Linked DNA regions of Homo sapiens: all the other regions are linked to region 3. A link is a contact called in ENCODE Hi-C or POLR2A ChIA-PET data. All regions are on one chromosome and are shown on one strand. The core of a region is the stretch at or near the end of the contact, and the rest is flanking DNA. Distances in the headings are between cores, read along the strand shown.

What was found. Hi-C counts contacts between places; a loop is a spot of excess contacts on that map. ChIA-PET counts read pairs that join two places held with the same protein, here RNA polymerase II (POLR2A). Pooled maps may share reads with other maps.
Region 1: a map of ascending aorta shows a loop between it and region 3 (6-fold over the local background). The contact joins the promoter of UPK2 here to the enhancer-like site in region 3. A Hi-C loop is called at or near these places in 18 of 168 maps with a recorded cell type or tissue (B cell, CD4-positive, alpha-beta T cell, CD8-positive, alpha-beta T cell and 12 more), 24 of 37 single-sample maps with no recorded cell type and 24 of 50 pooled maps. POLR2A ChIA-PET finds 5 or more read pairs at or near these places in 4 of 52 experiments (OCI-LY7, T-cell, WTC11 and 1 more).
Region 2: a pooled map shows a loop between it and region 3 (3-fold over the local background). The contact joins the promoter of H2AX here to the enhancer-like site in region 3. A Hi-C loop is called at or near these places in 1 of 50 pooled maps. POLR2A ChIA-PET finds 5 or more read pairs at or near these places in 4 of 52 experiments (BJ, GM10248, OCI-LY7 and 1 more).
Region 4: a loop to region 3 is called in a map of left cardiac atrium, with 23 times the contacts of the local background. The contact joins two enhancer-like sites. A Hi-C loop is called at or near these places in 5 of 168 maps with a recorded cell type or tissue (CD4-positive, alpha-beta memory T cell, Caco-2, IMR-90 and 2 more), 1 of 37 single-sample maps with no recorded cell type and 14 of 50 pooled maps. POLR2A ChIA-PET finds 5 or more read pairs at or near these places in 4 of 52 experiments (PC-9, Panc1, activated CD4-positive, alpha-beta T cell and 1 more).
Region 5: a pooled map shows a loop between it and region 3 (4-fold over the local background). The contact joins the promoter of SLC37A4 here to the enhancer-like site in region 3. A Hi-C loop is called at or near these places in 3 of 50 pooled maps. POLR2A ChIA-PET finds 5 or more read pairs at or near these places in 3 of 52 experiments (GM10248, T-cell and activated T-cell).

Annotation. Positions count from the first base shown.
Region 1 is chr11:118,952,165-118,957,692 of GRCh38, forward strand. UPK2 (uroplakin 2) reads left to right here and starts at 4,134. Exons shown (of 5, transcript NM_006760.4): 1 at 4,134-4,262; 2 at 4,719-4,850; 3 at 5,044-5,182; 4 at 5,434-5,504. The coding sequence starts at 4,187.
Region 2 is chr11:119,094,215-119,096,819 of GRCh38, forward strand. It overlaps H2AX (H2A.X variant histone), which reads right to left and starts at 1,251. Exons shown (of 1, transcript NM_002105.3): 1 at 1-1,251. The coding sequence starts at 1,180. The coding sequence ends at 749. It overlaps DPAGT1 (dolichyl-phosphate N-acetylglucosaminephosphotransferase 1), which reads right to left. Exons shown (of 9, transcript NM_001382.4): 9 at 2,296-2,605. RefSeq lists enhancers at 48-267, 181-744, 745-1,308, 758-1,187, 1,309-1,872 and 2 more and silencers at 358-487, 498-637, 1,338-1,437.
Region 3 is chr11:118,655,597-118,660,825 of GRCh38, forward strand. TREH (trehalase) reads right to left here. Exons shown (of 15, transcript NM_007180.3): 10 at 4,943-5,137; 11 at 4,151-4,368; 12 at 3,774-3,885; 13 at 3,309-3,421; 14 at 3,084-3,137; 15 at 1,720-2,845. The coding sequence ends at 2,693. PHLDB1 (pleckstrin homology like domain family B member 1) reads left to right here. Exons shown (of 23, transcript NM_001144758.3): 21 at 9-94; 22 at 264-296; 23 at 1,087-2,432. The coding sequence ends at 1,227. Among named protein-coding and RNA genes, the nearest start is that of MIR6716, 14 kb to the left of the region's middle. RefSeq lists enhancers at 2,836-3,385, 3,044-3,338, 3,386-3,935. Within about 2 kb of position 3,980, at least 11 of the 41 ENCODE cell types and tissues checked have a DNase peak (open chromatin) inside an H3K27ac peak, as active enhancers do; they include ascending aorta and heart right ventricle, where a contact is called at or near this core.
Region 4 is chr11:118,927,054-118,932,509 of GRCh38, forward strand. It overlaps the pseudogene RN7SL688P. Among named protein-coding and RNA genes, the nearest start is that of BCL9L, 3.9 kb to the left of the region's middle. RefSeq lists enhancers at 685-1,186, 1,536-1,655, 1,666-1,945, 1,956-2,005. Within about 2 kb of position 2,843, at least 39 of the 41 ENCODE cell types and tissues checked have a DNase peak (open chromatin) inside an H3K27ac peak, as active enhancers do.
Region 5 is chr11:119,029,627-119,035,245 of GRCh38, forward strand. It overlaps SLC37A4 (solute carrier family 37 member 4), which reads right to left and starts at 1,251. Exons shown (of 10, transcript NM_001467.6): 1 at 1,223-1,251. RefSeq lists a silencer at 706-865.

The sequences.
Region 1 (5,528 bases), core at 2,884-5,383, 300 kb after region 3:
AGAAGAGATGTCACTATATCACCCAGGCTGGTCTTGAACTCCTGGGCTCAAGCAATCTTCCCACCTTGGCTTCCCAAAGTGCTGGGATTACAGGCTGTGAGCCACAGCGCCTGGCCATAATTTTTTTTTCAGTTTTGTAGAGATGGAGCCTTGCTGCGTCACAAGGCTGGTCTCAAACTCCAGGTCCCAAGTGATCCTCCTACTTCAGCCTCCCAAAGTGCTGAGATGACAGGCATGTGTCACTGTGCCTGGTGAGTCTGCCATTTTTTATTTCATTTTATTGAGATGGAGTCTCACTCTGTTGCCTAGGCTGGAGTGCAGTGGCATGATTTCAGCTCACTGCAAGTTCCACCTCCTGGATTCAAGCGATTCTCCTGCCTCAGCCTCCCAAGTAGCTGGGATTACAGGCATGCATCACCACACCCGGCTGATTTTTGTATTTTTAGTAGAGACAGGGTTTCACCATGTTGGCCAGGCTGGTCTCAAACTCCTGACCTCAGGTAATCCACCCGCCTCGGCCTCCCAAACTGCTGGGATTACAGGCGTGAGCCACCGCACCTGGCCAAGTCTTCCATTTTAAATGTGAGAACATTGAAGTCCACCTAAAGTTACATGGTATCTCATCAACAAGAGGACAGTAGCTGCCATCAGAGGCTGACATGGCCATGCAGCCAAGTAGACATGTTTTTCTAATTGACTGGGAGGCAGAGAGTGGCACTCTGGAAGGAGAACCCTGGGCATGTCAGACGGACCTGGGTTCTGATCCCAGCTCTCCTGGTTGAAGAACTGCCATAGTTCAAGTGAAAAAAAAAAAAAAAAAAAAAAGGTGCCACAGTCCAGAAAGAAGTTTGTTTTAGGAGATAGTCTTCTAGGCTGAGCAGACTAGAGCTGTTAAGAGCTCCCTGAGGGCAGAGACTTATCTTACCTTTATATCCCTGGTGGCTAGTGCAGTTCCAAGGACATAGTTGGTACGCAATAGGAGTGCTTGAATAGGAGATTTGGAAGAGAGGAGGCAGGGGAGGGAACTCAAGAGAGTTTAGAATCAAGAATCCAAGGAGGAGACAGCCTAGAAAGAGTGGGTCCAAGACAGAGACTTCAGGCATGTGGCCCTGGTTCCCTTACTCCAAGCCATTGGGAAATCCTCCAGAGGAACATGGTGCTGTGGCTTTAACTGACTTCAGCATTGTCAATGAATCTGCTCTGCTAAAAGAGTTATCCTCTTGCTCCTGGGCTTGGCCTCCCCCTCCTCTCAGCTCCCCAAACCCTTCTCGGCTGCTGTGATGGGATAATTAGATGCGAGAGCTCAGCACAGATGATGCTCCAGTTGCTTAGCAACTAATGGTTTCCATGGAGACCGCAAAGCACAGCCTCCAGAGCAGCCAGTGAGCAGCTCGGCAGGGCAGGGAGAAGACGCAACTCCCCGCTCCTCCAGAAACCTGGGGAGGGCTGGGGTGGGGAAGGTGGGGGGGGGGGATTGGAGGGAGAAGGGAGAGCTTAAAGGCACAGGGCCCTCTTATCCCTTTAAAATCTGATCAGAGATCTGCCCTCCCCTACTCCACTCTGTACCACTCATAATTTTAGATGGGGATGGGGGCTTAAGAGTGGACCCAACTCAACCCACCCTGCAATAAACCCAACCTCTTCTTTCTGCTTCTTGGTTGTGAATGAGGAGAAAGACCTCCCAGTTCAAGTGTAAACAACTTACTGGTGGGTGACAGGTTTTGAGGAGTACCAGGAAGATCCCCTCACCCTGGCATTCCACCATTTAATCTGTCCCCTCTCTCCCAAGTTGTCCTTAATGTGCAAGAGACCCTCTTTCCATTTGTGCAGTGGTGGTGGAATCAAAAGCCAAGGTGCAGGAAAAACAGAACCAAATTCTTCACCCAAAAGCAGCCTGTTCGGGCAGATTGGGAAGGAACACCTGCCCTGATCCCTGATGTCCGTGGAAGAGGATCCAGCTGGGGGTGGGGATGCTGTTTACCAATACAGAGCAGCTGGCAACTTCAAGTGTGGGCCTTTCAGACCGGCATCATCAGTGTTACGGGGAAGTCACTAGAAATGCAGAATTGATTGGGCACGGTGGCTCACACCTGTAATCCCAACACTCTGGGAGGCCAAGGCGGGTGGATCACTTGTGGTCAGGAGTTTGAGACCAGCCTGGCCAACATGGTGAAACCTCATCTCTACTAAAAATGCAAAAATTAGCTGGGAATGGTGGCACATGCCTATAATCCCAGTTACTCAGGAGGCTGAGGCAGGAGAATCGTTTGAACCTGGGAGGCAGAGGTTGCAGTGAGCCGAGATCACGCCACTGCACTCCAGCCTGGGTGACACAGCGAGACTCTGTCTCAAAAAAAAAAAAAAATGCAGAATTTCAGGCTTCACCCCAGACCCACTGCATGACTGCATGAGAAGCTGCATCTTAACAAGATCCCTGGTAATTCATACGCATATTAAATTTGGAGATGCACTGGCGTAAGACCCTCCTACTCTCTGCTTAGGCCCATGAGTTCTTCCTTTACTGTCATTCTCCACTCACCCCAAACTTTGAGCCTACCCTTCCCACCTTGGCGGTAAGGACACAACCTCCCTCACATTCCTACCAGGACCCTAAGCTTCCCTGGGACTGAGGAAGATAGAATAGTTCGTGGAGCAAACAGATATACAGCAACAGTCTCTGTACAGCTCTCAGGCTTCTGGAAGTTCTACAGCCTCTCCCGACAAAGTATTCCACTTTCCACAAGTAACTCTATGTGTCTGAGTCTCAGTTTCCACTTTTCTCTCTCTCTCTCTCTCTCAATTTTCTGAGACAGAGTTTCACTTAGTTGCCCAGGCTGGAGTGCAGGGGCACAATCTCGGCTCACTGCAACCTCCACCTCCTGGGTTCCAGTGTTTCTCCTGTCTCAGCCTCCCGAGTAGCTGGGATTACAGGCACACACCACCGCGTTAGTTTTTGTATTTTTGGTAGAGATGGTGTTTCGCCATATTGGCCAGGCTGATCTCGAACTCCTGACCTCAGGTGATCCGCCCACCTCGGCCTCCCAAAGTGCTGGGATTACAGGCATGAGCCACCACGCCCGGCTGATCTCTTTTCTATTTTAATAGAGATCAAACTCTCTGTGTTGCCTAGGCTGGTCTTGAACTCCTGGCCTCGAGTGATCCTCCCACCTTGGCCTCCCAAAGTGCTGGGATTACAGGCATGAGCCACTGTGCCTGGCCTCAGTTCTACTACAAAAGGAAGCCAGTACCAGCTACCACCCAGGGTGGCTGTAGGGCTACAATGGAGCACACAGAACCCCTACCCAGGGCCCGGAAGACGTCCTGACTCCTCTCCCCTCCCTCTGCTCAGAACTCCTCTGCTTCTTTCTGATGTAGCCCAGGGCTGGAGGAGGCAGTCAGGGAAGTTCTGTCTCTTTTTCATGTTATCTTACGAGGTCTCTTTTCTCCATTCTCAGTTCAACAAATGGTTGCTGCCCAAGGCTGACTGTGCCCACCCCCAACCCCTGCTGGCCAGGGTCAATGTCTGTCTCTCTGGTCTCTCCAGAAGTCTTCCATGGCCACCTTCGTCCCCACCCTCCAGAGGAATCTGAAACCGCATGTGCTCCCTGGCCCCCACAGCCCCTGCCTCTCCCAGAGCAGCAGTACCTAAGCCTCAGTGCACTCCAAGAATTGAAACCCTCAGTCTGCTGCCCCTCCCCACCAGAATGTTTCTCTCCCATTCTTACCCACTCAAGGCCCTTTCAGTAGCCCCTTGGAGTATTCTCTTCCTACATATCAGGGCAACTTCCAAACTCATCACCCTTCTGAGGGGTGGGGGAAAGACCCCCACCACATCGGGGGAGCAGTCCTCCAAGGACTGGCCAGTCTCCAGATGCCCGTGCACACAGGAACACTGCCTTATGCACGGGAGTCCCAGAAGAAGGGGTGATTTCTTTCCCCACCTTAGTTACACCATCAAGACCCAGCCAGGGCATCCCCCCTCCTGGCCTGAGGGCCAGCTCCCCATCCTGAAAAACCTGTCTGCTCTCCCCACCCCTTTGAGGCTATAGGGCCCAAGGGGCAGGTTGGACTGGATTCCCCTCCAGCCCCTCCCACCCCCAGGACAAAATCAGCCACCCCAGGGGCAGGGCCTCACTTGCCTCAGGAACCCCAGCCTGCCAGCACCTATTCCACCTCCCAGCCCAGCATGGCACCCCTGCTGCCCATCCGGACCTTGCCCTTGATCCTGATTCTGCTGGCTCTGCTGTCCCCAGGGGCTGCAGGTCTCTTCCATCTCTGGCAGGGGTGGGAAGGGGGCTGGGGGCCTGGACAGGGAGCACTGTACCTTCCAGGGCTCTCAAAGAGAGGTCTGGACAGTTGGGAGTCAGGGCTGGTGATGGCAGTGACTGGGTATCAGACACTGGGCTCAGGGTACACTCCTGATCCTCCTCCAGACCTAGGAGGCAGAGAGGTGTGGGCAAGGATCCGATGCTGCGGGGAGGGGTGAGGTTGGGCGCTGCCCGACTCCTGGCATCCAGGTTCTGGCTCTGGGGACCGCTTGGTGGAGGGTGCAGCTTCTGCAGCCCAAGCCTGCCACCTGGTGGTCATACTGGCACAGGCCTGGCTGTTCTGCCCAGGGTTCACAGAGTGGAAAGGGAGATGGCTCCAATGGGACCGGGCCAGATCTGTTGGCCAGGAGGGGTCAGTCCCCATCGGAGCTCCCTCCTGCCTCCCATCAGACTTCAACATCTCAAGCCTCTCTGGTCTGCTGTCCCCGGCGCTAACGGAGAGCCTGCTGGTTGCCTTGCCCCCCTGTCACCTCACAGGAGGCAATGCCACACTGATGGTCCGGAGAGCCAATGACAGCAAAGGTCTGCTACCTTCTCCCAAGGCATCCCTCTAGTCCCCAAAGACCCCTTCCTGCGACACCCTCTGCACCCTTTTCCCCATTCATGCCTTCCTGTCCACCCGTCTCCTGGGGTACCCACACTCTAAAAGCTGCCCCTTCTCCTTGGGGCCTCCAGAAACTTGACCCAGTCTTCCCCTCCCGCCACTTCTGCCCAGTGGTGACGTCCAGCTTTGTGGTGCCTCCGTGCCGTGGGCGCAGGGAACTGGTGAGTGTGGTGGACAGTGGTGCTGGCTTCACAGTCACTCGGCTCAGTGCATACCAGGTGACAAACCTCGTGCCAGGAACCAAATTCTAGTAGGTACTGGGTCCAGCCTGAGGCACCTAGGGAAGGGGGTGCAGGAAGAGAGAGAAGCTAGTGTGGGGGAGATCTGGTGGGCATGAGGAGAGGGTGAGGGCACAGCAAAAGGGGGTGAAAGCTGGGCCTCTTGGAGGAGTGCACATAGGGGAGACACAGCTGTGAGGGTAGGTGGCCCAGGCTGGAGCCCCTCTTCCTGTAAGTCCCAATACTCACTGAGGGTTCTCTACTCTCTCCCAAACCACAAAAGCATTTCCTACCTAGTGAAGAAGGGGACAGCCACTGAGTCCAGCAGAGAGATCCCAATGTCCACACTCCCTCGTAAGTAACACTCCCGCCTCCCTT
Region 2 (2,605 bases), core at 1-2,500, 440 kb after region 3:
GAAGATGTGCCTGTTACCAAGTGCTTCGTCCCGGCCCCAGCGCAGACCTATGAATGAAGATGGAGGGAGAGCTGATGTGAAAGGCCTGGGTCCCGGCCGCAGAAGGGGCGCCAGACCGAAATCGGCGATCGCGTCTCTCCCACCAAAGCCTCCCGGCCAGCGGCCGCGTCTGAAAGTCCTGGGCTAAGCACCACGCCGGGGGGGTACCAGACACCCCGGCTGCAGCTGCCGAGGGCCTCACTCACCTTCAGGGCCGCCGGCCTCTCGGCCTGGACTGCCCACCTCGGCCCTGCGTCAGAGCGGAAGGCCAAGTCTTCCAGAAGGTGCTGCGGCCTCCCCGCAGCCCCTTAGCGACTCGGGATGGGGCGGCTGAGTCACGAACGCCGAGGCGGGCAGGTGCGGCGCCGCCGGCCTCCCCCCGGCAGGCTCGGGTCTTCCGCGCCACGGAGGTCCCCGAAGAGCGCCCAAGCCGCATCCGGAAGGCCCGAACCCTACCGGAGGGCGGACGGCGGACAGGGCAGGGCCCGAGGCCGACGCGGCAGGCGGTGCGGGACGGGAGCGGGGGCGGGCGGGGACTCGAGGCCGGGCGGCGAAGGCGGGCGAGGGGAGGGGAGGGGAAGGGAGCCGCGGCCCGCTTGCCCCGCAGTCTGAAGCGGCTCAGCTCTTTCCATGAGGGCGGTGGTGGCCCTTAAAAGGGCCTTTGTGGTGGCATGGGGAGGCCTGGCGGCCGGCCGCGGCGCGGGCCCTCTTAGTACTCCTGGGAGGCCTGGGTGGCCTTCTTGCCGCCCGAGGGCGCCTTCGGCCCCACGGTGGCGCTGGTCTTCTTGGGCAGCAGCACGGCCTGGATGTTGGGCAGGACGCCTCCCTGGGCGATCGTCACGCCGCCCAGCAGCTTGTTGAGCTCCTCGTCGTTGCGGATGGCCAGCTGCAGGTGGCGGGGGATGATTCGCGTCTTCTTGTTGTCGCGGGCCGCATTGCCCGCCAGCTCCAGGATCTCAGCGGTGAGGTACTCCAGCACTGCCGCCAGGTACACTGGCGCGCCGGCGCCAACGCGCTCGGCGTAGTGGCCCTTCCGCAGCAGCCGGTGTACACGGCCCACTGGGAACTGGAGGCCGGCGCGCGACGAGCGCGACTTGGCCTTGGCGCGGGCCTTGCCGCCAGTCTTGCCGCGGCCCGACATGCTAGCGAGGTAGACCGGTGAAGCACGACGGCTCAAACACTAGAACAGACGCCCGCCGCAGTGTAACTGCTGTCGCGCGCGCGCCGCGAGGCCGCCTTTATAAGCCCCCAGGACACACCTCTGCGCCCTCCTGATTGGCTCTTTTCTCCAATACCCGCCTCCGGTTGGTTGCGGTTAACCCTTGGGTGTCGCGGCTCGGCTGAGGGAGCGCGCCCGCTGATTGGTCGAATTTGAAAACCTTTTGCCCGGGGAGAAAAGGCGAGGAGGAGGGGTAGCACGCAGACTGCCAACTATCCGCTGATGTAGCCAATCCTTGTAAAGCGCGCGAGATTTAAACACTACAATCGGAAACCAGAAGCGGAAGACCAAAGGGGTGGAGTCTGAGGCCACCTAGAGAGCGTCTGGGAAATCTGTGCCGGCGTAGGATTTTTAAAGGAAAGGGGTCAATATTATAGCTACTGCAGCCCTCCTTTCCAGGTCCAGTCACTCCCTACTCCCTTCTCCTACCTGACAAAGGGAGAATGGAAAAGTGAAGAAATTAGACCCCTTAAAAGTTTTCTTTTTTTTCTTTCTTTCTTTTTTTAATAGACCGGGTGTCACTGGCTCTGTCACCCAGGCTGGAGTGCAGTAGTGTGATCTCAGCTCACTGCAGCCTCGAACTCCTGGGTTCAAGGAATCCTCCCTGCTAAACCTCCCTCGTAGCTGGTACTACAAGTGCTCCACCACACTTGGCTAATTATTTTATTTTTGTAGAGACGGAGTCTCGTTTTGTTGCCCAGGCTGTCTTGAATTCCTGGGCTCAGGCAATCCTCCTGCCTCAGCCTCCTAAAGTGCTGGGATTACAGGCATGAGCCACTGCACCCGGTGACTCTTTGAAAGTTTGTTCCCATGCCAGGAAACAGGATAACTTCAATTTTGTGGCCCTCCATGCCACCTCTAGTATCAGGATTTAAATATTTATTCAATATGTTCTGTTTGGTCTCAGTTCTGTTCACTTCTTGTTAGACGGGGTCTGATGGGGCAGAGAGATAGGCATCCTGTTGGAGGAAGTACCCCCACCACCCCTCCCAATCTACCCAAAAATGCCCATATAGGAAATATACCTACATAAACAATAAGAAAAAGACAACACTTTATTGTCTCCATTGAGAGCATGTGGCCCCCTGCTTAGTTCTTACTAATCAGAACACTTAATTTACAATCAAATGACATGTCACCGTGGAGCCTGTGTTCCTAGCCCTGGCCCAAGTTCTATCCCAAAAACCAGTGGTTCCTTGAGAGTCAGGACTCTGAAATGTGAGTGTGGATAACTGCAAAAAAAGCTGCTGTATCCCACCCTATGAGGCTGCAAAGATGGGATGGAGAGGGAGAGAGTAGCAAGTTGCAGAAAGCCATAGGTAAAATCCAATCAGTAGTCAGCAGAGG
Region 3 (5,229 bases), core at 2,730-5,229:
CTTTGCAGACAAGCATGAGACGAAGCTGAAGGGAGTCATCTATTTCCAGGCCATTGAGGAAGTGTACTACGACCACCTGCGCAGTGCAGCCAAGGTCAGGGGTGGAGGGCACCAGAGGGGGGCCAGAGGGACAGCCATGGGGAAGGGGTGGCCTGGTGGGGCTCTGGGAGCAAAGGCCTCCAGCCTGCCCTCTACAGAGGCTCCAACCCAGTCCTTGTTCTCTTTGTCAACTTTCTCTTCCTTTCTCCCTCTCCCCTTCCCAGAAGAGGTTTTTCCGCTTCACTATGGTGACTGAGGTACCCCTCCCCACTTAGCTGTAACCAGCACATTAACACCTCCTGTACCCCACTCATCCCTGACCCTTGACCTCCCCTTCATCCCCCTCCCTTCCCCCAGGCCCAAGGGAGGAGCAGAAAGCAGGTTGCAAAGAGCAAGAAGCTCCTGTGGGCTTGGGTGCCTCTCTCTCCTTGTTGCCTCCCTCTCCTGGAAATGACAGCAGACCCCATGGGGGTCTGGTGATAGAGAAGGGATGGCCGGAAGGGGTGGAGGGGACCCTTAAAGACTAGATTTAATAGGGAGAAATTGATAAACAGGAGATATTGGAGGCTGGGGCCTGCTTCCCTAGTGCAAGTCAGCCTTCCTGCCCCCAGCCCTCTGGTGCCCACCCCAGTCCTGATCTCTGCTCCTCTGGGGTCCCAGGGCCTGGCATCCTACTTGTTGCTTTTTCTGTCTGCCGCTGTTTTGCTGAGAGGAAACTCTGGTCCTCACTGGAAAAGCCTTTGTGTTTGATCCTCTTGATACTCACTTTTGAACCTGGGGCGCCAAGGACCAGTGCCCCCCTTGTCAGGGTATAGCTCTGTCAGGGTCCAGGGAGTTTAGAGAGCCCAGGACTGCTGTGGTGTGAGAAGGGAACATTTCAGCCTGGGGCTCACATGGACTGGTAGGGTCTAGGCTCTGGACCTATTTAGGACTAAGCTCCAGGGCTTTCTAGGGGCTGGGAGGGGAAAGGGCAGATAGGGAGGCAGGTGAGAATATTCCTGGGCATGGGTGAGCCCCATCTTAGACCTTCCTCTCTTCCTTTGGCAGAGCCCGAACCCAGCCCTCACCTTCTGCGTAAAGACCCATGACCGGCTGTACTACATGGTGGCCCCATCTGCAGAGGCCATGCGTATCTGGATGGATGTCATTGTCACAGGGGCTGAGGGCTACACTCAGTTCATGAACTAACTGCCGTGGGCCTCCTGGCAGAGCACAACTGGGGCTTTTGTATAAGAAGACTTTAATATTCTGTAAGGAGCTTGGTCCTGTGAGTTTCTGGGCTCTGGCCTCCTGAAGAACCAGCCAGAAGAAGAAAAGTAGAGGTGGCTTTGCTGCCTCCTGGGAGCCCAGAACTTGCAGTAACCCTTTAGGGTCCTGCCCCAGGCCCAGCCAGGGCTGAGGAGCTGTCACAGAGAGGGCCTCAGCTCTGACCTGACACCTGCTCTCCCCAGCCTGTTTTCTCTTTTCTAAAAGACAAATTATGGTACCATAAGCTGCCAAAGATCCCCTCCTGCCTCAGACCCCTTTGCCAGGGGCTTTGGGGGCTGAGCAGAGCCACATCCAGAGTGGGGTAATAGCTCAGGCGGCCCGCTTCCCATTTCTCAAACCCCGCTCTGCCCCATTGTTCTCCTTTCCCTTATACTTTTTATTACCTTGCTCAAGGGCCAGAGATCTCAAGTGTCAACCTTGAGGTCCCAGCTCCATCCCCTAGTTGCAGACTCATCACCATGGTTACCATAGTGACTGCTTCATTGCCATGGTTACATACTAATTGCTGCAGCTCTGTGGCCCAGCCCACTGCTTCAGCTGTGGGCCATCTGAGGGTACGTGCCATCATCTCTCCAGCCCAGGCCCCTGGGCATCTCATGCTGGGGGGAAGGGACTGAATACCTTTTTCCTTCCCCCTGCCTGTGTCTTCAGCCCTGATGCACAGGCTGCCAGCCCCCCAGTCCAGCCCTCTCCCTTCCACTGGTGCCTTGCTTAGAGCCAGAAGGGATGAAGCCGGGGGATCTATGGAACAGAGGAGGAGCGATGCAGTTGGGAGAGGAAGCTAGAAGGGTTATGGTTGGAGTTCTGTACAGTGTTGAGTTTCCGACAGGGAAAGAGGATTCCTCCAATGCTCCTAGAGAGAAAGCCTGAGCAGGAGATGATGCAGCAGAGGGGAAGGGCCCTGTGGTGCCGCCGCCCTTCCTTCAGCCTCCGAAGGGTGATGGAAATGGAGAGTGGAGGACCAGGCCTCCAGCTGTCTGGCCTCGCCCTTCACGCCTTAACACTAAGCCCACCTCCCCTGCTCTCCTTCCCAGCATTGAGCCCTTGGTTGCCTGGGCCCAGGCTGGGGGTTTTCAGTATTTGTAAGCATTTCAGCAGAACAATAAAGCCTTTGGACTACGGAAGTGAGTGGAAGGCCGGTGTGGGGCTTGGCGCTGAGGCACTTGGGGATAGGTCTTCCCTCCAGAGCAGGATTTCCACCCTATTCAAGGTTCCAGGAGGGAGCTAGGCCCCTACCCATGACCTCCAGGTCGTGACCCTGCCCTCCACTTCGCTCTGAGGACAGGCTGGGAGGTAGGAGGGCATGAAGAGGCAGGGGAAGGCAGGAACTGGTGCAGAGGTTTAATGGGGCAGGAGCTGGGGCCAGGTGAGGAGAGGAGGGCTGTCACCATGGCAGGAGGCTGAGCAGGAGGCTGGGCAGAAGGGTGGCCGCCAGGCAGTGGGGCTCCAGGAAAGCCAGCTTGGCCCCTGAGGTCAGCCGGTCACCATAGCGGTCCAGCAGCATCAGGACCACGCCATTCGTCCAGCCAAATCCCTCCTGGGAGAGGCAGGGCAGTGGGGCCAGTTTCTGGGGAAGCCTCATACCCTTGGTGGGGGCTGTGGGCTCTCTCCCCAGGGGCACTGGCCCTGCCTAACCCCAGCGGTACAGGAAGCACCAGTCAGCTCCTCCCCCGGGCCCACATGCAGGTGAGCACACTGAGGCCTGGGGCGGGGGTCATGAGCAGCAGAGTTCAGGAGTTCCCTGGTGTTGGCCAGCCCACCCCTGGCCTGCTCACCTGAACTTCATATTCTCCTCCCCCACCGGGCTGTCCACCGTTGCTGACGTCATACTGGGGACAAGCGGGTGGGCTGTATGTCAGGTACTGCCCCCCAGCTCCAGGAACAACAAACAACCAGAGCCCCTGGGGAGAAGCTGCTCTGCCTGCCCAGCAGCCCCTGCAGTGCTCAGGAGTGGCCACTGGGACAGCCTGGGGGTGCAGGGAGGGCTTGGGCCAGCTCACCTTCTCATACATGGCTGACTTCTGCGAGTAGACATCAAAATTGGTTCGGATCCAATTCTGAGCCAGCTGGAAAGCCACTTCCTGGGCCCGACGTAAAGGTGCCTTGGCCAGGCCTAGACCCCATTGCAGGCAGGACTCAACCTCCAGGTCTCCCATCCCAGACAGAGCAGTGGCTGCACCCTACTCTCCCCAAGGAGGGAAAGAGGCCTGGGCCCTAAGACTTCCTTCCTGAGACCACAGGCCAAACTGCCCTTAATCGACGGCCCTGGTTTGAAGGGCGAACAGGACTGATTGCACTGGACAGGCTGGGTGGACATAAGTGTCAAGTGGAGGCCAGGAGAGCAGAGGAGCGAGAGAAAGGATACGGGGCCTCTTGTGTCTTTTGTTCATGCCTCCCCAGCACCAGGGAGGCCCACCTCTACACCCTGGGAAGGGTCCTTGGCTGTGTCAGCCCTGCCTCCCTACCTCTGATGACCAGGTCCTGCAGGGGGGCCCAGGCATTGGGGAAATCCCACTGCTGGCCTGTCTTCTGGAGAGAGGTCGGGATCCCATACTGGTAAGTCAGGATCCGGTTGTCCTAGAAGGTCCCAGACATTCCCATGACTGTGGGTGGGGCTGGACTGGGAGCCAGGACAGGACGCTGGACCCCGCGGGAAGCCAGACGTCCCCTTCCTGGCTCTTCTTTTCTCGGCTCACAGCTGCCCCCCGGTGGCTCTGGTGGGACCCGCAGGCTGGGACAAGGGGCATAGCCGGAGGAAGCGCCCTCCCCTGCAGGTCCTGTTCAGGGTCGGGAGGGGGCGGTGCTGCCTGCAGTGGACCCGAGCCACCTGCTGTGCCCTCACCTCCAGGTATTTCAGAGCCTTGTCCGCCACGCCAGGGTCAGAGAAACACCCGGCCCAGAGTGGAGTGAGGTTGGATGGGTAAAACTCCCGGTTTTTCTTCTTCTTCTCAAGGTCGTAATCGAACCAGGCTCCGGTCTGCTCATCCCACAGGACTGTGTTCAGGGCGGCCAAGCGCTGCGACCGCAGGATTCTGTACTTCGTGGCCTGGGAGTCGTTCCCTGGGGCAGTGCTGCCTTTAGAGCCAGCAGCCAGTGCCCTGCCTGCTGCCCCAGGCTTTTTTCGTGGTTCTACTTTAGCCTCCCCGCTTTGTGTTTCTCTGCAAAGGCTGAGACACCCTGATGACCAAGGGGATGTGCCGATCTGGAGCCCACCACATTTCTGGCCTATGGCCCCGCACTGCTCCCAGGGAACCACTGGAGCTGATCTGTCCCCAGGGTCTCCAGGGTCTATCCTCCCAAGGGTACTGGCTGGGTGGATTCCCCTAGCTCTTAGGGGGTCAAGGGCAGCTGTCTGAGGGAGAGGGAGTGGAAGGATTTTGGATGCGTGGACTAGGGTTCCCCTCACAGACCCTAGAGACCCTCACAGTAAGAAAGGGAGGAAGAGAGGATTAGGGTTGGCTCCGTTTGTTCTCTTGTCTGGTACGCAAATGTGAGTGCAGGCTTCCACTAGGGCGGGGCTCGACAGGCTAAGTTGCTGAAGGCCTGTCACACAAGGGTCCTACTTCCAGTTCTATTGCCAAGCCTGAGCAGGAAACCAAGCTCCCTGCTTTCCCTTCCCTACTGGGGTGCTCACCCAGCCTGGAATAGAAGTTGCTCATCAGCTCCTCTGCTTGGCATAGGAAGGCATTCAGGTCAACAGGCACCAGTTTGCTTGTTCGGATGCCGCTAAGCGAGTTGGGGTTTGGGCCTCCAATGAGCCAGCGTGAAGAGAAGTCCCAGCCAGACTCAGCCCCAGCCTTGAGCTCAGCCCACAGAGCCTCCCGGTCTCCTGTGAGGACAGAGCAGGGAACCAGCCAGTCCCGGCTGCAGGATAGGCAGCCATTGACAGGAGACCAGAGCCTGACACAGCAGGTGTGCAGC
Region 4 (5,456 bases), core at 1,593-4,092, 270 kb after region 3:
TTGGGTCTCCTTATCCCAGGGCACTTTCCCTGTTTCCTACTGTCCCCACCCACCCAGAATTAATAGCAAGTGACAAGCATTGACTGTGTCTGATAGGAAGAACACTAGCCAGCCTGCTTGTTCCTGCTGTTTCCTCGGCCCTCTCCCCTGCCCCTCCTCACAGATGGTCCCCAGATAGTTCTAGCCTCACTGACCTCCCTCTCTTCTGACCACCTATCCCATCATAGCATCTGAGTACTTCCTGATGTGTTGTATCTTGTCACACACACACACACACATATATATATACACACACACACCCCTATATATGTATAGGTGTATGCACACACACACATATATATATATGTCTGATTTCCCCCAAAAGATTCCTAAGGGCCTTGAGGGGTTGATGGTGCCAACAGCTGGGCACTGGACAAGGTTTAGGGAGGCACAGGTGGAAGGGGACAAAAACCTGAAAGAAGATAACATAGTAACCCCCCCCCATGTGTCCCATCACTGCTTACAAAGCATTTTCATGCACGTTGTCTCATGATGATGCTTTGATCCAATCACCAAAACTTTTCCAAGTGCCAGCCTGCTGTGCCAAGCACTGTCCTGGGTTAGGGGGTTGAATCACCACAGTCCTGAGAAGTCGATTTTATCCCCACTTAAAAGAAAAGAAAACCAAAGCCCAGAGAGGCTTCTAATGTGAAAGATCCCAGCACCTAGGCTAGTACCTGACCCATGGAAATAAGGTTTAATTTCTTATCTCCTCTCCAGAAAGACATAATATGGGCCCCCACTTCTCCAACAGGGTGCTTCTTAGAGGGGACCACTGCATTTATGTGGATCAGTCTCCCCTTACATATATGACAAGCCAAAGGGGCTTGTTATGATCTCTTTGGCACAATTCCTGGTTCGTAGTAGGTCCAAAACAGTGTTTGCAGGGGCAAGTGAGTCTGTGTTGCCAGGGGTCTCTTAAATGGTGCACAATACATGTCCTATGGAGCAGCCACGCGGAGCGCTCCCCTGGGTGGGGCTGTGACTCATTCCCCCAGCGGAGGTTCCAGGTTGGGATTCGGAGCTGAGCTCTGGGCAGCCACAAGTTCTGGGTGGAACCCTGGAGAGAGCCAGGAGGAAAGGAGAGAGGCAGGGGGCCCTTGCTGGAATCGAGCGGCTCCCTCTACTGGCCAACTCGGGGAACCTCTGTCTTTCCGTGTATCTGTGTGTCACTGTGTCACGAGGGGTGTCACAGGTGTGTCAGCGTTGGCGTTCGTCGGTGGAAGTGCCCGCATGGGTATGGGTGCGTGAGGGTGCCCGTTCGTGACGCAGTGTGGGTGTGCCAGCGCCACGAGGGGCTGTTTCTGGAAGCACAGTGTGTACACACAACCGTATCTTGTAATACAATTTACTTTGGGGCTGCTGGGGGTCTGAGATTAGGCATCCCGTTGCCGGGGTTACTAGGACAAAAGGATTCTCCAGCTGGTACTCCTCACCGGCTGGAGCACTAGCCCGAGAAGGTGGGAGGAGTCCAGACCAAACAGTTCCTGAAAAGGACTCTATCACCTAAAGCAAATAGGGACCCAAGAAAGAGTTAACGCAGAGCCCCACAGTGACTTCAATCATTGGCTCAGGGCACTGTCAGTCAGAGGTCTGGGGGCGGGGTTTGTGGGGCCTCCATCTGACTGCCCAGCGCCCCTCACTTGCCCCTCGACCCCCACATCATCTCACTGCTGGGCTGCGCCCGCACCCCCATCTTGGTGGCGACACCGTCCTGGGCCCTGGAGGAAGAGCCGATCCGGGCATCCTGGCTTCCCCACTCACTCCAGCTGCCTGGCTTCCTGATAGATGGTGATTATATAATAGACTTGCTGGACAGAACCGTGCCAGCGCTCGGAACACTTTGCCCCCTCCTCGAAGCCTGCCCCAGGGCCTGGCACCTGCCACACAGAGCCTGCTGCCGGGTTCTGCCGGCGCCCCCCAGCAACGCCTCCATTTCGGGGTGGGAGACCCCAGGACAAGGTCCTGGGATGGGGCGGGCGCCAAGCGGAGAGAAGCAGGGCGGGTGCCCCGCGGGTCTCAGGGTCGGCCTGAGGAGTGTGGATTCACAAGCGCCTCTCAGGATAGTGGGACCCGCCTGGCCCCTTCCAACCTGAGCTTGCAACTTGGGAGCCAATAGAGGAGCAGGGGCCAGGGTGGGAACGGGAAGGAGTTTGGAAAAGGTGTGGGGGCAGGAAAGGGAGGCTGAGAGAGGGGGCCGGCTGGGGCAGGGGGGAGGGACTCTTATCCCTCACCACTGCCGCCTTCCCCGACTGGAGGGTTTGGAAAAACTGAGCAGGCAGCAAGGCTTGGCTGGAAATCCTGCAGCCCACCCTCCTGGGGACACAAAGCTGGAGGGCGGGGGCAGGGCGGGGGGAGAGAGCACGACCCCGGGGAGGACAGGGCCTCTTTTGGGGCTGGGGGCCCAGGGGCCGGACCCTGGGGAGGGGGTTCCTGGCGCTGTCTCCCTGCAGTCTGCTTCCCCCTTCTCCTCTACCCCCTCCGCTTCCCCCTCCTCCCCCTCCGCGGCTCCAGTCTTGCAGATTGCGGGCAGACTTAACTCCTTGAGTGCCAGCCTGGTGGACTCGGTGGTGGTGACGCTGTGAGGGAGGGAAGGAGGAGGGACTCCGGACCCCACTCCCACCCACAGTTTAACACCTTGTGCCCCGGAACGCAATCCCGGAACTGGTTGGGTTCCAGTGCCCTGAAAGGCTGCTTGGTTCTGGAGTCGCCACACGCAAAACAAGGCACCTGACGGTTCGGGAATCGCCCGCTCTCTTGCCTAATCTTCCCTGCCTCCCCTCCCCACCGCCGCCTCAGGGACTCTCCCTCCACTTTTTGGCTACCCTTCCCCCACCCCACCCCCATCTCCAAGTTGCAGCCGACAGCCGAGGTCCCTGCCAGATTGAAGCAGGGGAGCCCGGAAGTCTGGGTTTTGTAGCTGCCTCAGCGCTCTCCTCTACATCCCACTTCTGAGGCCCAGCGCAGGTGACCGCAGCCCATGCCTCTCTTGCCCCCAGAGGGGCTGCTTCACCCATCTGGGGGGCTAACTACCCAACGGAGGCAGGGAACGCTAGCCTCCCCTAGCTCCAGCGAGGACTAAGGACCTGAGTAGCTGGAAACCTGACTTCACCTCTACCCTAGCCCCTCCCCTAGCGAACAGCCCCTCCCCCGTCCTCTGTGACCCTCAACTCTGCTGTGGATGACTCTGCCGAGGGAATACCGCAGACTAGGCAGGAAGGGGTTAACGCAGCTACTGCGCTCGAATGGAGCGCCAGGTGAGGCACCACCCATCTTGGCCTTCAGGTGTGTGGGTGGGGAAAGAGGAGGGACACTGACCTTAAGGGCTGCTTTTTTGCCCCCTGGTGGCTAAATCTGGCTTAGCAGCCGCTGGAAAAAATACGCTCACATGGGGATTCGCGGAAGAAGAACACTGGCGACGACAGTAGAGTGTGCCTCTTGCGGGAACAGCACCTTCCTAGGGAAGGAGATCGTTCTGGGAAGGCTGATGGAAGGAGGGAGCTCCCACAGTCCCTGCCACACCATCCCGCTCAGTAGGCTGCCTCAGCCAATTCCAGATCCTTGCCCTAGGGGCTCTACTTGTGGGTCCCAAACACCTGGAGGAGGGTAGGAAAAAAACAGAAGATACAGGCCCTGTCCTCCCAGGGTCTCCATCTAATAGAGAGGGTCTGTAGGAGGAAGTTGCTCCTACCTTTTCCTTCCGTGCCTCAGGCCTTCCCAGAGCACCCATTCCCTCCAGACCCCAGCATCAAATACAAACCAGCCAGGCTTCAAAGCTCCTACCAGCTACCCCAACCCCCTTCAGCTTCTCTCCCCTCCAGCCAAGCTGATTTCTAGGACCCTCCCTGTAAAAAGACTCCACTTGAGGGATTCCAGGTGTTCTTATCCCCAACATGGCTGAGACCCTTCCTCCCATCTACCCAAAGCCCTCCCTGATTAGCAAAGCCAATCATCTTGAAGGGCTCCTTCCCCCCCTCCCCTTCAATTGCCTTACTTTTCTCCCTGTCCTTATTTCCCACTACTTTCCTTTCAAGACTTCTTTTTGCATGGGCAGTTCACCCAATTGGGGACAATTCTGTCCTCCTTGTACCCTGTGATACCTCAATAGTTGCCTTTTCTCCCAGCTCGGTGGCAAGCCCTGTAGTCCCAGCTAGCAGGCAGGAGGATCACTTGACCCCGGGAGTTCTGGGCTGCAATGCATTATGCTGATGGGTGTCCACACCAAGTTCAGCATCGATATGGTGACCTCCTAGGAGTGGGAGACCGCCAGGTTGACTAAGGAAGGGTGAGCTGGCCCAGGTCAGAATGGAACAGATTGAAACTCTGGTGCTGATCATGGTGGGATTGGGCACACAAGCCTGACAACACCAGGACACCCTGTCTCTTTATTTATTTTTTCAAACACCAACTCAAACCAGATGAGACCTTGTCTCTTAAAACAAACAAACAAACAAAAAAAGTCTTTTCCTTCAGGAATCCTTCTCTGACCAACCCCACCTACTTATTCATCCAACAGATATTTATTGAGGACCTGCTATGTGCCTGGCACTTGACTAGACACTAGGTTGGTACATGTTGGTGACATAGATGTTTGTCCTTTTCCTCACACAGCCTGCAGCCTAGTGGGGGTCAGACAACAAGTGAGTGGGTGATTTCAATTCAGTGTGGGCACATTTAGGGGAAGTGGACACCAATCCCAGACTTGAGAGTTTGGGGAAGCTTCCTGCAGGGACCAACTGTCTGAGCTGGAACTTCCAGCATCAGGTATGGTTCTGTCCAGGCAAACAGTACATCTCACTAGAGCTCTAAAGATAGAATAGGAGGCTGGGTGTGGAGGCTCATGCCTGTAATCCCAGCACTTTGAGAGGCTGAGGTGGGTGGATTGCTTGAGTCTGGGAGTTCAAAATCAGCCTGGGCAACATGGCAAAACTCTGTCTCTACTGAAAGTACGAAAAAAAAAAAAATTAGCCAGGCATGGTGGCGCATTCCTGTAGTCCCAGCTACTTGGGAGGCTGAGGTGGGAGAATCACCTGAGTCAGGGGTGGTCGAGGCTGCAGTGAGCCGAGATCGTGCCACTGCACTCCAGCCTGGGCAATTGGAGTTAGACCCTGTCTCAAAAAAAAAAAAAAAATAGCATCCCACCAAAGGCTCTCCACCAGTTGTTATGAGAGGCCTCTAAGGCGGCGTTCCCAAACAATGCTTTTTTTGTTGTTTTTTTCCGAGACAGAGTCTTGCTCTATCGTCCAGGCTGGAGTGCGGTGGCGTGATCTCTGCTCACTGCAACCCCTGCCTCCCAGGTTCAAGCAATTCTCCTGCCTCAGCCTCCCAAGTAGCTGGTAGCTGGTGGCTGGGATTACAGGCATGTGCCACTACGCCTGGCTAATTTTTGTATTACTAGTTGTGATGGGGTTTCACCG
Region 5 (5,619 bases), core at 1-2,500, 370 kb after region 3:
CGGAAGGAGGCATGCCTGTGAGCCAGGCCAGCACCCTGTGTCCCCAGGATTTCTGCCTTTACCTCCTCTATCATGTCTGCTTGCCTGTGAAACCAGCTTTGATTAAAGGTTCAACCTAATTACTTTTGTCTGCCTGAGCCCAGGGGAGGCAGGGGTGGGATGAGCAGAGATGCCCTCTCTAGCCCTGCTCCCTCAGTCACAGAACCTTCTCATTCATTCACGGAAGGTTTATTAACTTACTAGTTGACAGGCACTGCACTTGGCACTATTAGTTTCTACACCCACTCACCACCACCGCACCAAAACACAAAGTCAGACACATACCCCGGCTACCCCACTTCTAAGCCTTCTAGAGAGGGCCTCAATCCGTGGAACTCTCAATACTTAGCACATAATAGATTTAATTGTTTCCTACAGTTGCCCCTTGTAATTCTGTGCAAGGGGGACCTCCCCAGTTCAGGTCCCACGGTGTCACACAGAAAGCCCCGCTAAGGGCTGAGGTCCTGATGGGGCCCCACAGAGCTACCTCTGGGTCCCCATTACCCTGCGACGTCAGTCTGGGCTTCCTTCGGGCTAGCTGGGGGCTGCAGGGTCTGGTTTCCAACCTGTGGGACGTTGGCAGGGGCCGCAAGCAGAGGGACTGGGCAGCTCGTGGGCGGGAAGGTGCCCCGGCGGGCTTCGGGCTGCAGGGCACAACCGTCCCGCCCAGGGCCCCGGCAACATGCCCCGGCTTTTCCGCTCAATTGGGAAAGCAACTGGAGCAGAAGGCGTAGGCGCACGCGGAGCGGGCGACCGCACGTATTCTCCCGGAGGCCCCGCGCTTCTGGCACCCAGAGGCTCAGCCTGGTAGGGGAGGGCCAGGCGGCGGGCGGGAGAGGAGGAGAGGCGGCGGGCGGCGAAGAGGCGGCGGGCTCGTGGCACCTGCCCAGCCCCGTGGGTCCTCACGCTACCCAGGACACGCTACTGTGCGGCTGGGAACCACGGGGGCCGGGGGTGCAGGAGCTGGAGAGGTGCGGAGACCACAGGACTGGCGCGATAGAAAGGGGTCTCGTGCTGGTGGTCAGGGACAGCGCCTCGGTGGCCCCAAGACCCATGAATTGTCTCTGGAACTGCAGGAACAGCTCCGGGTCGTATCGGAAGTTGGGGTTCGCCAACAATGGCTCCCCAAGACCTGAGATCCCCGCCCTCAGGTGACTCCCCTCCCCCGCATACCGCCTCCTACCTGAACAGAGGCGGGAGCCCGAATAGGACGGGGCGGGGCTAGCGAAGGCTGCGCAAGCGCGGCCGGCGGGGGCGTGGTCTTCGCCTGCTGCTTCGCTTGCCGGCCAGTGGAGTTCCCCGCCCCACATGCCGGGGACGTCGACTTACTCCCTCCCGCTGGTCACGCTGCTCCTTGGACGAACGAGCATAGCGCCCCTTAGGGGCTGGGCACGGCATGTCCAATTCTTAAGTGGTTGCATTCAACAAACCAGTTTTTAGTGAGTGCCCTCCTCTACAAAACACACCGAACACTAAGGTGATAATCATTGTTCCCAAGTTGCTCACAGTCTGGGAAAGGTGTTGTAGGAACACACAGTATTTTCTTTTTTTCTTTTTTTTTTTTTTTGAAACAGTCTCGCTCAGTCGCCCAGGCTGGAGTGCAGTGGCGCGATTTCGGCTCACTGCAAGCTCCTCCTCCCGGGTTCACACCATTCTCCTGCCTCAGCCTCCCGAGTAGCTGGGACTACGGGCGCCCACCACCACGCCCGGGTAATTTTTTGTATTTTTAGTAGAGACGGGGTTTCACCGTGTTTGCCAGGATGGTCTCGATCTCCTGACCTCGTGATCCGCTCACCTCGGCCTCCCAAAGTGCTGGGATTACAGGCGTGAGCCACCGCGCCCAGCCCACAATTTGGAATTTTAACTTGTGGTTAGATTGTTGGGGACAGAGACGGGGCCTGGAGTAAATATCAAATTCTAGTCCTAGACCCACAGCATTCTAACTGTATGACCTTGGTTAATCTCTATGAGCTCCCGTTTCCTACCAGCCTGGTAGATCATTGTGAAGACTCAACAGATGATTTAGATAAGAGCTCAGAAATTCTATAAGAGTTCTCAACAACAATGGTTTTCACTGATCCCAGTTAAGAGTTGTGAGGAGTAACAGTAGTGATGCTATTTTACAACAATGATGACTGTGTTCTCAGAAACAGAGCAAATGTTAACCCTGCCCATAGCTTCAACAGAAGGTAACATAGCCTAACAAAGTCCCCAACAGTCCCAATCAGCCAGCACTTCCCGACCTCTCCCCAATAGAAACGATATTATAAAAGCCTCAGCTTGTAAGCGATCAGGGTCTCAGCCAGACTCCTGACTGGAACTCCTTGCAGGCTTATTCCTGTGAATAAACCTGTTTGGCCGTTGAGTTGCCTCCTGTCTCTCGCTCTCTTCCCTTATATCTTCCTAACAAGAGTGGCTGAAGGAATTGTAAGTGTTCCAAAATTGAGAGCAAAGATCTTTTACTCCAGAGAAGATGGTCAGGGAAGGGAGGAGGAGGAGATGAGATAAAATAGGATGACAGGCCGGACGCGATGGCTCATGCTTGTAATCCCAGCACATTGGGAGGCCAAGGCGGGCAGATCACTTGAAGTCAGGAGTTCGAGACCAGCCTGGCCAACATGGTGAAACCCTGTCTCTACTAAAAATACCAAAATTAGCCAGGCTTGGTGGCACACGCCTGTAATCCCAGTTACTGGGGAGGCTGAGGCAGGAGAATTTCTTGGACCTGGGAAGCAGAGGTTGCAGTGAGCCGAGATCGTGCCACTGCACTCCAGCCTGGGTGACAGAGCGAGAGCCTGTCTCAAAAAAAAAAAAAAAAAAATAGGATGACGATGTCACTGAACTTCGTTAATTCAAAATCGGGGAGGAGCCTAGTTTGTACCAGGCACTGTGCTTTCAGCCAGGTAGATCCAAGGACCAGGAAACAGTTCCTCCGAAACCAAACCAGAGCAGATTCTTACTTTACCTAATAGAGGAGTAGGAAGCCATCAGGTTTTTCTCCGCTTTTATTTTTAAGATTTAACATACACATAATAAAATACAAAAAGTGCAGGAATCTTACATGTACAACTCAGTGATTTTTTACACATGTTAATACCCGTGTAACCACCACCTAAATTAACAGCCCTATCGTTTTGTTTTGGAAGTGGAGTGATCTCAGCTCACTGCAACCTCCTTCTCTGGGGTTCAAGCGATTCTCCTGCCTCAGCCTCCCGAGTAGCTGGGATTACAGGCATGCCCCACCATGCCCAGCTAATTTTGTAATTTTAGTAGGGGTAGGGTTTCTCCATGTTGGTCAGGCTGGTCTCAAACTCCTGACTTCAGGTGATCTGCCCCCCTTGGCCTCCCAAAGTGCTGGGATTACAGGCATGAACAACTGCACCCAGCCAACCCGGTTAATTTTTCTATTTTTTGTAGAGACAAGAGTTTCACCATATTGGCCAGGCTGGCCTCGAAATCCTGAGCTCAAGGGATCCACCTGCCTTGGTCTTCCAATATCCTGGAATTACAGGCATGAGCCACTGTGCCTGGTCGATGGTGTTTATTTGTTTGTTTGTTTGTTTTTGAGACAGAGTCTTGCTCTGTCGGCCAGGCTGAAGTGCAGTGGCAGGATCTCGGCTCACTGCAACCTCTGCCTCCTGGGCTCAAGCCATTCTCCTGCCTGAGCCTCCTGAGTAGCTGGGATTACAAGCATGTGCCACCACGCCCAGCTAATTTTTGTATTTTTAGTAGAGACAGGGTTTCACCCTATTGGCCAGGCTGGTCTCGAACTCCTGACCTCAGGTAATCCGCCCACCTCGGTCTCCCAAAGTGCTAGGATTACAGGCGTGAGCCACTGCGCCCGGTCTGTTTTTTTTGTTTGTTTGTTTGTTTGTTTGTTTGTTTTTGAGACAGGCTTGCTCTGTTGCCCAGGCTGGAGTGCAATGGTATCTTAGCTCACTCTAACCTCAAATTCCTGAGCATTGAGCGATCCTCCCAAGTAGCTAAGACTACAGGACCAGGCCACCTGGGTTCAAGCGATTCTTCTGCCTCAGCTTCCTGAGTAGTTGGTATTATAGGTGCCCGCAAACACGCCTGGCTAATTTTTGTATTTTTAGTACAGACAGGGTTTCTTTCTTTCTTTTTTTCTTTTTCTTTCTTTTTTTTTTTTTTTTTTTTGAGACAGAGTCTCGCTCTCTCGCCCAGGCTGGAGTGCAGTGGCACCATCTGGGCTCACTGCAAGCTCCGCCTCCCAGGTTCATGCCATTCTCCTGCCTCAGCCTCCCGAGTAGCTGGGACTACAGACACCCGCCACCACGGTCAGCTAATTTTTTGTATTTTTAGTAGAGACGGGGTTTCACTGTGTTAGCCAGGATGGTCTCGATCCTGACCTCGTGATCCACCCGCCTCGGCCTCCCAAAGTGCTAGATTACAAGCGTGAGCCACCGCACCCGGCGTACAGAGGGGGTTTCGCCATGTTGGCCAGGCTAGTCTCAAACTCCTGAGTTTAGGTTATCCACCTGCCTCAGGCTCCCAAAGTGCGGCGATTACAAGCATGATCCATCGCACCCAGTCAGTGGGAATTAAATGGAAAAACATTTTAAAGCACTTTATGATCAGGATAGTAGGGACTCAAATGCTAGTTTGCTCACTGTATTTCCAAAGAATGTTAAGAAATGAGAAGATAGGCCGGGCATGGTGGCTTACTCCCGTAATCCCAGCACTTTGCGAGGCTGAGGCGCGCGGATCATGAGGTCAGGAGTTCGAGACCAGCCTGACCAACATGGTGAAACCCTGTCTCTACTAAAAATACAAAAATTAGCCGGGTGTGGTGGTGTACACCTGTAATCCCAGCTAATCAGGAGGCTGAGGCAGGAGAATCACTTGAACCTGGGAGGCAGAAGTTGCAGTGAGCTGAGATGGCGCCATTGCACTCCAGCCTAGGTGACAGAGTGAGACTCCGTCTCAAAAAAAAAAAAAAAGAAAGAAAGAAAGAAAAGAAAAAGAAATGAGAAGATGACATCCCAATACAGTACAAAGACTTTACTAAGGGATAATAAAAGGTAATTTGAACAAACGTAAATCATACTACATGCCTGAAAAACAAGCTATGACTTTGATACTGTCCAAATGTCAATCCATTCAAAATTCATTTGGCATTTTAAAACCATCCCAATCTATATCCCAACAGAATTTGTTGGAAACTGGACAAAGTTTTTATTTTTTTTTCAGAAGCCATAGAAATGAATGGACAACATTATTTTAAATATCATCCGAGGTTGGGCCCAGTGGCTCATGCTTACAATCCCAACACTTTGGAAGGATGGCTTGAGGTCAGGAGTTTGAGACCAGCCTGGGCAACGTAGTGAGACCCCATTGCTACAAAAAATTTAGAAATTAGCCAGGTGTGGTGGCATGTGCCTCTAGTCCTATCTACTCAGGGGCTTAGACGGGAAGAGACCTTGAGCCTAGGAGTTCAAGGCCTCAGTGAGCTATGATTGTAGCACTGCACTCCAGCCTAGGCTACAAGAAAGACCTTGTTTCAAAAAAATTTTTTATCTCATGTATGATTTTAACTATGATAAAAGGGACATCCTGCAC